Linked DNA regions of Homo sapiens: regions 2 and 3 are each linked to region 1. The links are chromatin contacts, found by Hi-C in ENCODE. All regions are on one chromosome and are shown on one strand. Each heading gives the region's core, a stretch centred on a gene start or an enhancer-like site at or near the end of the contact. The rest is flanking DNA. Distances are from core to core; before and after follow the strand shown.

Region 1 (3,317 bases), core at 818-3,317:
GCAGGCGAATCACTCGAACCTGCGAGGAGGTTGCAGTGAGCAGAGATCACCTCACTGTACTCCAGCTTAGGCGACACAGCAAGACCATGTCTCAAAAAAAAAAAAAAGCCAAGGTTACAATGGGCCTTGGAAATGTCAATGGAAGTGTCAAGCCCAGAAGCCAAGTCATTGGGTCAGTGCCCTTTCTACTATCAGAGGATCTTAACCTGGACCCAAAAACTTAGATGGAAAAGTATTTTACATCTTTATTTTTACGGATATTTAATATTTACATCTTTTATTTCTCTAGTATCTAACTGAAATTTAACATTTACTTCAATTATGTATGTAGCCAACAAACCACAGCAGTATTGGCAATACTAAGACTTTGTCACCAATAGAAATCACAGATATTGGCCGTGCGCAGTGGCTCATGCCTGTAATCCCAGAACTTTGGGAGTCCAAGGTGGGCGTATCACAAGGTCAAGAGATCGAGACCATCCTGGACAATATGGTGAAATCCTGTCTCTACTAAAAATACAAAAATTAGCTGGGTGTGGTGGCACACACCTGTAGTCCCATCTACTCGGGAGGCTGAGGCAGGAGAATCACTTGAACCCAGCAGGCGGAGGTTGCATTGAACCGAGATCGCGCCACTGCACTCCAGCCTGGTGACAGAGTGAGACTCCGTCTCAAAAAAAAAAAAAAAAGAAGAAAGAAATTACAGATATTTTCTTATATTACAAGTATTACCTATATCTTGAAATAATTGTTTATGTTCTTTACTACTTCAAAATTATGGTAACTATTTAATCCACTGCTAGATCTTGTTATTTAATAACCTTGTTATTAAATAACGCATTCGTTTTTTAAAGACATATATATTACCATATCATAAATTCTTTTAATGTTTTGACATGTGTTTTGCAATTGGTTTCCTTTATAATACTCTTCCTTTTGTTTTATACCTTTAAAAAAGCATTGTTCTGGTCCAGCGCGGTGGCTCACTCGTGTAATCCCAGCACTTTGGAAGGCCGAAGTGTGCGGATCATTTGAGGCCAGGAGTTCGAGACCAGCTGGGCAACATGGTGAAACCCGCCTCTACTACAAATACTAAAATTAGCCAGGTGTGCTGCGCCTGTAATCCCAGTTACTCGGCAGGCTGAGGCAGGAGAATCGCTTGAACCCGGGAGGTGGAGGTGGCAGTGAGCCGAGATCGCGCCACTGCACTCCAGCTTGGGCGACAGAGCAAGACTCTGTCTCAAAAAAAAGTATTGTTCTGAGAGTCTTTAGCCTTCCCAGAAATGCCAAAGGGGTGCACAGCACAAAAATGGAACAGAGCCCTGCATTATAGCAATGGGCAGCGCAGGCAAAGCCAGGGGCTCTGTTCAGCGTCTTTGAGCAAAAAGCCAGGTTGGAATTTTGATAAATAAAAGAGACAGATGAAGAGGAAAGGAAATGAGCCCAGATTCCACCAGAAGACCCCTTCTCCCTTTCCACCAATTCCTGTTCAGCAGGTGCCCTAAATCCTCTCCCCTTCAGGTTTCAGCTGCAGCCGACCCCTCGAGCGCCCCCTCTGTCCCACGCGCAGTGTCGGTGGATGACTGTGTCAATCCCTGGCCCCCGGACGCCGAGCACCCACTCCCGCTCCAGGACGGTGCCGAGTGACAGTCAACAGGTGGAAGGCGCCAGAAACGTCCACACACCAAGACCACGGATACTTCGGTTTTTAAGCACCCCTCGCGGGTTGGCCTCTCCGCGGCCCTGAGGCTCTGACACTCTGAGAAGGAAGCAAGAGTCCCAAGACCCGGGTTCCAGACAAGGGCAGCAAGAGCTGCAGGTGTCCGGAGTTGAGGAAGCAAAGTTTGGGGCGCGGCGCACCGGGTCTGCGGAGTCCCAGCTGCGGAAACCGAGTTAAGCTAACAAACAGCCTCAGTGGTGGTCGCTGTCCCCGCCCAGTCTCCCTCCGCTGGCCCAGGGCCAAAGATCGGCCGCGGATGCCTCTTACCCGGGCGTGAGCGGAGCCTTCGGTCACTGCGTTGGCGCAGCAAAAACCTTCGCTCCCTTCTGGGTCTCAAGGCCTGGACTGGGGCCCCGCCCGCCTGCCATCCGGGCGGAGGCTGGAGGCGGGGAAAGCGAGGCTCCCCCCAGGAAAGGTCCCGAAAAGTCCCGCCGTGCCCCGCCCGGCGCCGCAGCCCAGGCACCATGGTCAGTGAACACACCAGGGCGTTGAGCGCTCACGGGGCACAGAACCAGGAACAAGCGTCCATCCGGCCTGGGGTGCTGCCGGCTGGACAGACTCGCCCCTTGCGCGCCCTGAAGGGCGGCCCCGCAGGCTGGGGCGCACAGGCGGAGGACACCGAGGCCACCTGACGCTTCCGCCCCTGGGTGCCAACAGCGTTTTGTAATCAGGGCAGGCAAAAGCGGAGGCGGGGCGCTGTGCAGAGAGGCTCTGGCTGTTCCCACTGGGTCCTCCTATGTGCCCTGGGCTTCTCACCGGGTTCACACAGCTGCCCAGAAACACAGGTATTCCCGCGCTCATTTCACAGAGAAGGTGACCGAGGTTCAGCTTTGGTGTGCGCTGGAGCCCTTCCTTCAAAACGCGCAGGCAGGGGTAAGCTGGCTTCCAGCCACTGGCCTCCACAGTGTCCCATCCCATATTCATGACTGGACATTTTCAGTTGGCGGCTCTTTCCAGGTTGATGTAAAGTCTCAGTGAGTGGTTCTCCACCATATCAGATTCAGTAACCCTTTTTACAATAAATACAGGGTGTCCCAAAAGTCTCATAACCTGAGAAGTGCAAGTGCTAGAAGCTTTCAAAAAAACAAACAAAAATAAACCCTTGAAAGTTTGAGTTTCTTTTACACTTATTTGGTTTTATGAATTTTGAATATATATATATATATATATATATATAGTTGTTGTTGTTGTTTTTTGAAACAGAGTCTCACTGTGTTGCCCAGGCTGGAGCGCAGTGAGTAGAGCAATCTCGGCTCACTGCAACATCTGCCTCATGGGTTCAACCAATTCTGGTGTCTCAGCCTCCTGAGTAGCTGGGACTACAGGTGTGTGCCACCATGCCCGGCTAATTTTTGTATGTTTCAGTAGAGATGAGGTTTCACCATGTTGGCCAAGCTGGTCTCAAACTCCTGGCCTCAAGCGATCTGCCCTCCTGGGCCTCCCAAAGTGCTGGGATTACAGGCGTGAGCCACCATGCCCAGCCTTGAATATTATTTTTTTAAATGTTTTCAACTGATACTTTCTATCTTTAATCAAAGAGACTGACTGTATCTATGGCAAAATCATCATGAACAATACAATACAAACGCAGACTGTA
Region 2 (3,516 bases), core at 347-2,846, 3.2 Mb before region 1:
TGCTTTCATCCTTCTAAGAAGCAGTTGTTTGTGCATGGGGATCACCTGGCATTCTTGCTGCAGCACTCCATCATAACCCTCAGCACAGAATGCAACATACAGTTTGCCAATCGACTTCAGTGGGATGTGAAAAGTGAAAAGTGCATTTAATTCTCACTAAGATGCCTTGGCTCAGATTCAACAAATGCCATTTACTTGAAGGCCTTTTATTTGCTTTTTCTGCCTGCCCCCCTGCCAAAATCTTCATCTATTTGTTCATTTATTCATTTACTCATTTAACATAATTGTTTTGAGTGCCTACCAGGGTCATGTTAGACACCCAAGAAGTAAAGTGAGTACTTCAAGATATTCACGTTGTACTGAGTGTAAGACACACAAAAACTTACAGTAGATAAAAGAACTATAATAGGATATATAGGATACACTGTGTACAGAGGTAGGAAAGATCATTTTTGCGAAGTGAGGGAGTGTGTGTCATGAAAGGCTTCAAAGGAGGTGCTAGTCTGTCTTCAAAACTAAGTAGCAGGAGAAGGTAGAGGCGATGCAGGTGAAAGAAACAGCTTTCACAGCAGGTGAAAGAAAAAAAGCGCTCTGGGAACCATTGTTAGCTCAGGCTGTGATTTCGTTCATTCTATTACAGTGGGTTAAATTACCTGTTGTTTGCCAAACCCTATACCAGTTTATGGGGTTACAGGGGTCAGTGTAGGCATCATGGGGGCGGACGGTGAAGTAGCAAAGGAAAACCAGCCACAGTATGAAGAGCCTCGAACAACCATTTTACTCCGTGCCAGTACACATGGGAAAGGGTTGAAAGGATATGTGAACCTGCCGCCACCAATTCCTTGATTATTCACTGGAACCCTTTCAGCCAGAGAAGATAGACACAGTACTGGGCTTTACTGAGGACTGGGTGGCGCTGTCTTTAGGGGCAGGTTAATAATATACACCTAAGTGACAAGAACACTCACACCCGAGGAAATTAGAGTAGTAAATAGACACGTGGAAAAATGTGCCATCTTATCAGTAATTAAAGAAGCAAAAATGTAAACAAAGCGGCACCTAGTAAGGTAGAAGACAAAGCAAAATATCTAAGGCTGTTAAATAATGGGGAAGCAGGCGCCTTAGAAAACAAGGGCAAATGTAAAAAACCTCTAAGGCAAGAGTTCGGTGGGGAATCTGCGGGATTCTGTGTGCTGAAGCGCAGGAGGCACGAGTCACCTTTGCAGTCTCCGGTACCAAACGGGCAAGGGGTCCCCGTAAGACTGCTGCACCCTGGCCGAAGGTAGCGGGTGAAGCGCCTCGGCGTCTCTAGGCAACCGATCAGCCCGCCCACTCCGGGGTGACTTCCTCGTAATTGGCTCTCGAATCCACCAATGGGCGCACAGGGGGAGCTTCCCGCCACCTCTGGCGCCCGCTTTCAAACAGCCGTACTTTGCAACTGCAGGTGGACTTCTCAACCAAGCTTGAGGAAGGCGGAGACTTCTGCCTCCTCGCTCTGCCCTGAGCTGGCACGGCTCCGCCCACCGGGCGAGCTTCTAGTCGGCGATTGAAGGATGCGAGTGCTCCTTAAGGGCCTCCGCCCCGTGAGTTCGGTTGTGACTAGGAAGGAGCTAGTGGACTAGAGCCAGGGTAAGGGGATCTGCTAGAAGTTGGTCTTCCGCCAGGACTAGAGTTTCCTCGCGGTAACAGCCTCCGTGGCCTCCGGTAAGTTCTGATTCACGGGTGAGCTTGGACCTGGGGTTAGAGGAGTTGCGGGGTCCTCGGGATGCTGGCTGAGGGTTCCTGGGGGGGCTGACCTGCCCCCTCCCCAAATCCCGCGGTGGTGGACTGCCCGCATGTTGCGGGCTCAGCTTTTACCTTAACGTGTCATTTAGACCTCTTCATTCCTCCAATATCCTACTTAGAAGTGACATATGGGAAGCCCGCCTCGTTTCCAGGCTGCTGGGGTCGCCCTGAGACCCTACTCTGCGGACCCCGCCTTGGTCACCCTGGCGTCACGCCTGGCTCACAGTAGGTGCTCTGTGCACGTGTGTTGACCGAGTACAAGTGACGCTGGCACCCGAAGCCAGTAGCCCCGGGCATCCTGGGCCCCGTGCGGCTTTGGTCATGTTTGTAGTGCCGTAGCTGACGCCAAACAGTTCCTCAAGGTCATTCGCTCAGCCTGTGGATGCTTATTGTGTATTAGCATTACTCGCTCCGCCCTCTGGGCAACTTGAATCAATTTGTCCAAAGTGCTGTTATTAGCACTGATCACAAGATGTTGTGATCATTTGTTTATATGTCTATTTTCTTTCCCTTCATCGTGTCCTGTTAAACTTTGTAATCTTGAACAGTGCTTGGTAAATTGTCGAATGAATGAATAAGGTGTCTCCACCAGGTGTTGCAAGTCTAAACCGGGCTATGTGCTCTGGCTATTTCCATTCTAGAAGGCGAGTTATGTCAGCAAGTAAGTAGAATTTCCCAACTCCAAGTGCAGTTCTTAGAAACCCCTTTTGTGGGGGTTTATAACCCTTCCTATATCGTAGTCATGAACTTGAGTCTGATTTAAGCCTATTATCACCTTATACCTTCATAGTGCGTGACAATGAACATGCACTCCCTAGACAGGTGAATGCACTCAACTAAAGAGAAGCTGAAGTTGAAGCCATAAGAAAAGCATAAGAAATACAGTCTGAAAGTGCAAAGGAGTGGCCAGCTCCATGGGGGAACAGGCTTGGGAGGGCATCTTGAAGGAGGGTGGCATTTTTGTTCCATAGGAGGTTGCATTATTAGAAGTGACATTTCTCATAGGCTGCACATTCACCTTTTCTCAGATATGCGGAATCCTCTTTATTCCCTAAACCTCTTCGGTAGCTGGCAGACTCCTATTCATCAGTAATAATGTCATAATAGTAATAAAACTACAATGTATTGATTGGTACATAGTGCTAATTACTTTACATGTAGTATCTTGTGAATCCTCAGAATCAATCTTTGAAGTAGGTATTATTTTTACCCCCATTTCTTTAACGTAGAAGCAGAAACAGTTTGCTCAAGATTGCACTGCTGATAAATAGAAGAGCCAGAATTGAGCCCAGGTTGTCTGAATGAGTGCCCTCATTCTTAGAACCACTTATAGCCATATTGTGTCCTTTAAGATTTATTTCTAATCTAAAAGCTCTTTTTTTTCTGTAAAACTTCTCTAAACTATCCTTTCTTCTTAGGAAAAGTAATTTGTGCTTTGTACTTTCATCTACTACGGAATTTATTACAATATGTTATTGTAACTGTTTATATCAGTGGCTCTATCTAAGAGAGGGTGAGCAGAGACAGTGAGCTCCTCATGGCTGGTACCATGTCTTAGGTGCATCTAGGATATGATCTGGAACACAGTGGGTATTCAATAAAATTTTATTGAAGTAATGAATTCGTATAAGGTAACATGCCTATATCATATTCAGTCAACAAATATTTGTTATGTACCCACCATGTGCAAGCAGGCAGATACATTTTAATTCTGCCTTCAGGGTGCTTATA
Region 3 (3,187 bases), core at 26-2,525, 4.7 Mb before region 1:
GAGCCGGGACTTGCGGTCGCCGAGAGCGGATCATTCCGCCGCTTTCTTTGTGTGGCTGAAGCGCTAGAAATGGCATATTTTCTTTCCCTTCGTTAAAAAATCAGACCCTCTTTCCCCTCTCTCCCCGCGGGAACACAGCTAGGGAGTGGGTAGGAGCAGGATCTGCCGACGAGGGCAGAGGCGGAAAATCCTCGGGCGATGAGCTGAAGAGGGCCGGGTCCGGGAGGGATGCTGGGAGCTTGACTCACTCGCACACCATGTGTCCCTCCGCGCGCAGCACGGGGGACTTTTCGGTGGGGATTTTGGGCGCCGACCAGACGCGGCATTTTCGGAAAATAGCGCCCTGTGCAGCTGAAGCGCTTTGTGTGTAGCGGGGCCGCGTCAGCCCGGCCGGGTACGAGGCGCCTCGGGTCCCCGCACCACCTCCTGCTGCCTTCCCGTCGCCGCTCCCGAAGCTTTTCCAGGTCAGTGCGGGTCTGTGTAGGGCCCTGTTACCACCGGATGTGGAAGTTGATCTCTTCGCTGGTAAAAAATAATTCCACTTCCCCCGGAACCCAGATCATCCCCGCGATTTCCTGTTTATTGCATTAAGGCGCCGGGTTTCCGGGGCTCCTGGCCCCGCTTATTCCGCGGGGGTCGGCGGGGTCGGCCTGGGCGCCCGCGCCGCCGCTGCGCTTTGTCCGCTGGGCACACTGCTTCTGGGAGGGGCGGGCAGACATGGTGGCGGCCGCCGCCCCCTCCTCGGCCCTAGCATGCCGCGGCCGCCTCGCGGCTACCCGGCTTGCCGGTCCCGAGCGGCAGCCCCGGGGTGGCGATGGGGTCGCGCCGAGGCAGCGGAGGTTCTGCGGGCGACTGGAGGTTGGCAGTGGGCGGGAGAAAGAGGAAGGCAGGCGCGGCTGGGCCTCGGCCTCTGGCGCCGCGGTACCCTTTGTCTCGGCAGCCTGACGGCCCCGCCGGGCTCTCCGGAGAGGGGAACGGGCGGCGAGGGTGGCGGGTCCTGGGCGCCCTGTGCTGCGGGGCCGAGAGGCGCTCGGGTCGCGGCGGGATCGGCCGGACCAGACAGGGTTAATGGAAGAGCCTGGCCAGTCCCGCGCGGGGCCCCCGCAGCGACAGCCTTGGCCGCGGGGACTGGAGTCCTGAGGGGGAGAAGCCTGCCGTTCTGAAGGCTCGGGACTTCTGCCCCAAAGACTTCGCCGCCGAGAACTGCGGGTGCACTGCCTCAGGGAAGAAGTTGAGAATTTTGCCAGGTCATCTCTGCCAGGGCACAGTTCATCACTGTGTGTTTAGTGTGTTTCGGTGAAGCTCTCCAAGTGTGTTGAATCAGCGTGCCTAGCCTCAAGGGTGCATCGTGAAAACTGAAACCAAAGGAATGATACAGGCCTGCTTTGTGTGTGTCTTCCCACTTTAAGCTTGTTTTCAGTACAAATACTCTTGCTTTAAACCTGATTGGACTGTGGCGAGCGGACATCTGTTCAAAGGAGGGGCCGAGACCACAGTACTTCTGAAGGGGGCTTGATAATGTGGAAACATTTTAAGTTTTCTCTCCGGACTGTTTTGCTCTCTCAATTCAGGCAAGTTACTGAAGTACGTTTTTTATCTAGAAAAAGGTTTGATGTAGTCTGTAAATGGTCCTTGTAAAGTACATTGCCATCTCAGAATTAAAAGATCCACTCTCATTTATTATGCAGAAGTTAGTGGTCATTCTTTCCTGTAGATAGTTTATCTCATGTAAAGACCCACCCAGCTTGGTTTAAATTTTTTTCTCACTGACGTATAACCATCAGCTTTGATACTTCCATTTTCAGGCTCAGACTTTGAATTTAAGGAAACTAAAGATGACTTTATTTTCTTTTCTCTTGGTTTTTTTTTTCCAAAAACAAAAAATAAATCCATTACATGTTAACATAGATGATAAGAGTGACATCTTGCATTTTTGCAAATCTTTTTAATGCCTGGTTTAATAGAAGATTCTCAGATCTACGTCAGACTGTTGTGGTTAGCACACCATGTAACCTCTGGAACACTCCACTGTACACTCATACTTTTTTAAAAAAAAAACCAAAAAACAGAAATGTGTCATTCTTACCGTGCTTTCACCATACAAGTCAAATCAAGCTGTTATGCAAGACACATTTTAACAAGACTGAATAAGATTGATTCCCATACTTTTTTTACTGGGCTCTAACTTTTTTAAAAGTTGGAATTTAGGTGACTAAACAAAATCACAGATGAAGACTGCATAATCTGCCTATGATCTCGGAGACTCAGGAACATTCGAAGATATTCTTAAGTGATTAAAACATTTAATTCTATTACATATTTATAATGATTTACACAAGTAACACGTGAATTCCACATATGCTATCAACACTTGTGTAAATGTTATCTTTAAAGATAGAACATGTTGAAAATTATAGGAGGTACAGATTTTACAGAAAATTAATTCTGCAGTGAATCCTTTGGTGAAACGAACAGTTTGCAGAGACATATCCTTAGAGTTCTTTGTCTCTCTGAATCATTCTGGGTTTTCTAGGTTGGGAGACAATTATACTTATTGGGAGACAATTATACTTAATTGATTAATGCATAAAAATTTAAGGCCGTATTTTAATGGCTTTGAAAGGAAGCTAAGTTTGTTTCCAGTTGTTTCTGTGAACTGTAGTCTGAATCTGTCAGTCTATAGTTCTCTACTGTTCCATCAACAGGAAGCATCTGGTCATTCTTCGTGTAATTGTTAGAAAATACCAGGTGTACTTTTAATGTTTGCTGTTCAAACGAAAATAGATTGGATCTTGGTTAAGTTCACTTGGTTTGGCCAGGCACAGTGGCTCACGCCTGCAGTCCCAGCACTTGGGGAGGTGGAGGCGGGCCGATCACCTGAGGTCAAGAGTTTGAGACCAGCCTGGCTAACGCGGTGAAACCCCATTTCTACTAAAAATACAAAAAATTAGCTGGGCGTGGTGGTGCGCGCTTGTAATCCCAGCTACTCGGGAGGCTGAGGCAGGAGAATCGCTTGAGCCAGAGAGGCAAAGGTTGCAATAAGCCAAGATAGCGCCATTGCATTCCAGCTTGGGCAACAGGAGCGAAACTCTGTCTCAAAAAAAAAAAAAAAAGTATGCTTGGTTTTAGTGTGTTTTTTCCCATAACATTGTGTCATTGTAATGGACCACATCTCCTGTACCATGAA

What was found. A loop is a pair of places that touch in the nucleus more often than their neighbours do. Pooled maps may share reads with other maps.
Region 2: a loop to region 1 is called in a pooled map, with 8 times the contacts of the local background. The contact joins the promoter of CEP152 here to the promoter of SQOR in region 1. A Hi-C loop is called at or near these places in 10 of 50 pooled maps.
Region 3: a loop to region 1 is called in a pooled map, with 6 times the contacts of the local background. The contact joins the promoter of GABPB1-AS1 here to the promoter of SQOR in region 1. A Hi-C loop is called at or near these places in 10 of 50 pooled maps.

What each region holds. Positions count from the first base shown.
Region 1 is chr15:45,633,779-45,637,095 of GRCh38, reverse strand. It overlaps SQOR (sulfide quinone oxidoreductase), which reads right to left and starts at 2,067. Exons shown (of 10, transcript NM_021199.4): 1 at 1,988-2,067. RefSeq lists enhancers at 1,296-1,345, 1,376-1,465, 1,928-2,923 and a silencer at 1,946-2,115.
Region 2 is chr15:48,809,149-48,812,664 of GRCh38, reverse strand. CEP152 (centrosomal protein 152) reads left to right here and starts at 1,596. Exons shown (of 27, transcript NM_001194998.2): 1 at 1,596-1,704. It overlaps LOC124903487 (a long non-coding RNA gene), which reads right to left and starts at 1,967. Exons shown (of 2, transcript XR_007064626.1): 1 at 1,858-1,967; 2 at 756-1,734. RefSeq lists enhancers at 1,167-1,226, 1,885-2,446 and a silencer at 1,402-1,592.
Region 3 is chr15:50,352,262-50,355,448 of GRCh38, reverse strand. GABPB1-AS1 (GABPB1 antisense RNA 1) reads right to left here and starts at 1,275. Exons shown (of 1, transcript NR_024490.1): 1 at 1-1,275. It overlaps GABPB1 (GA binding protein transcription factor subunit beta 1), which reads left to right and starts at 251. Exons shown (of 9, transcript NM_016654.5): 1 at 251-464. It overlaps GABPB1-IT1 (GABPB1 intronic transcript), which reads left to right and starts at 570. Exons shown (of 1, transcript NR_026891.1): 1 at 570-3,187. RefSeq lists silencers at 1-27, 608-857, 868-1,077 and enhancers at 1-469, 1,208-1,267.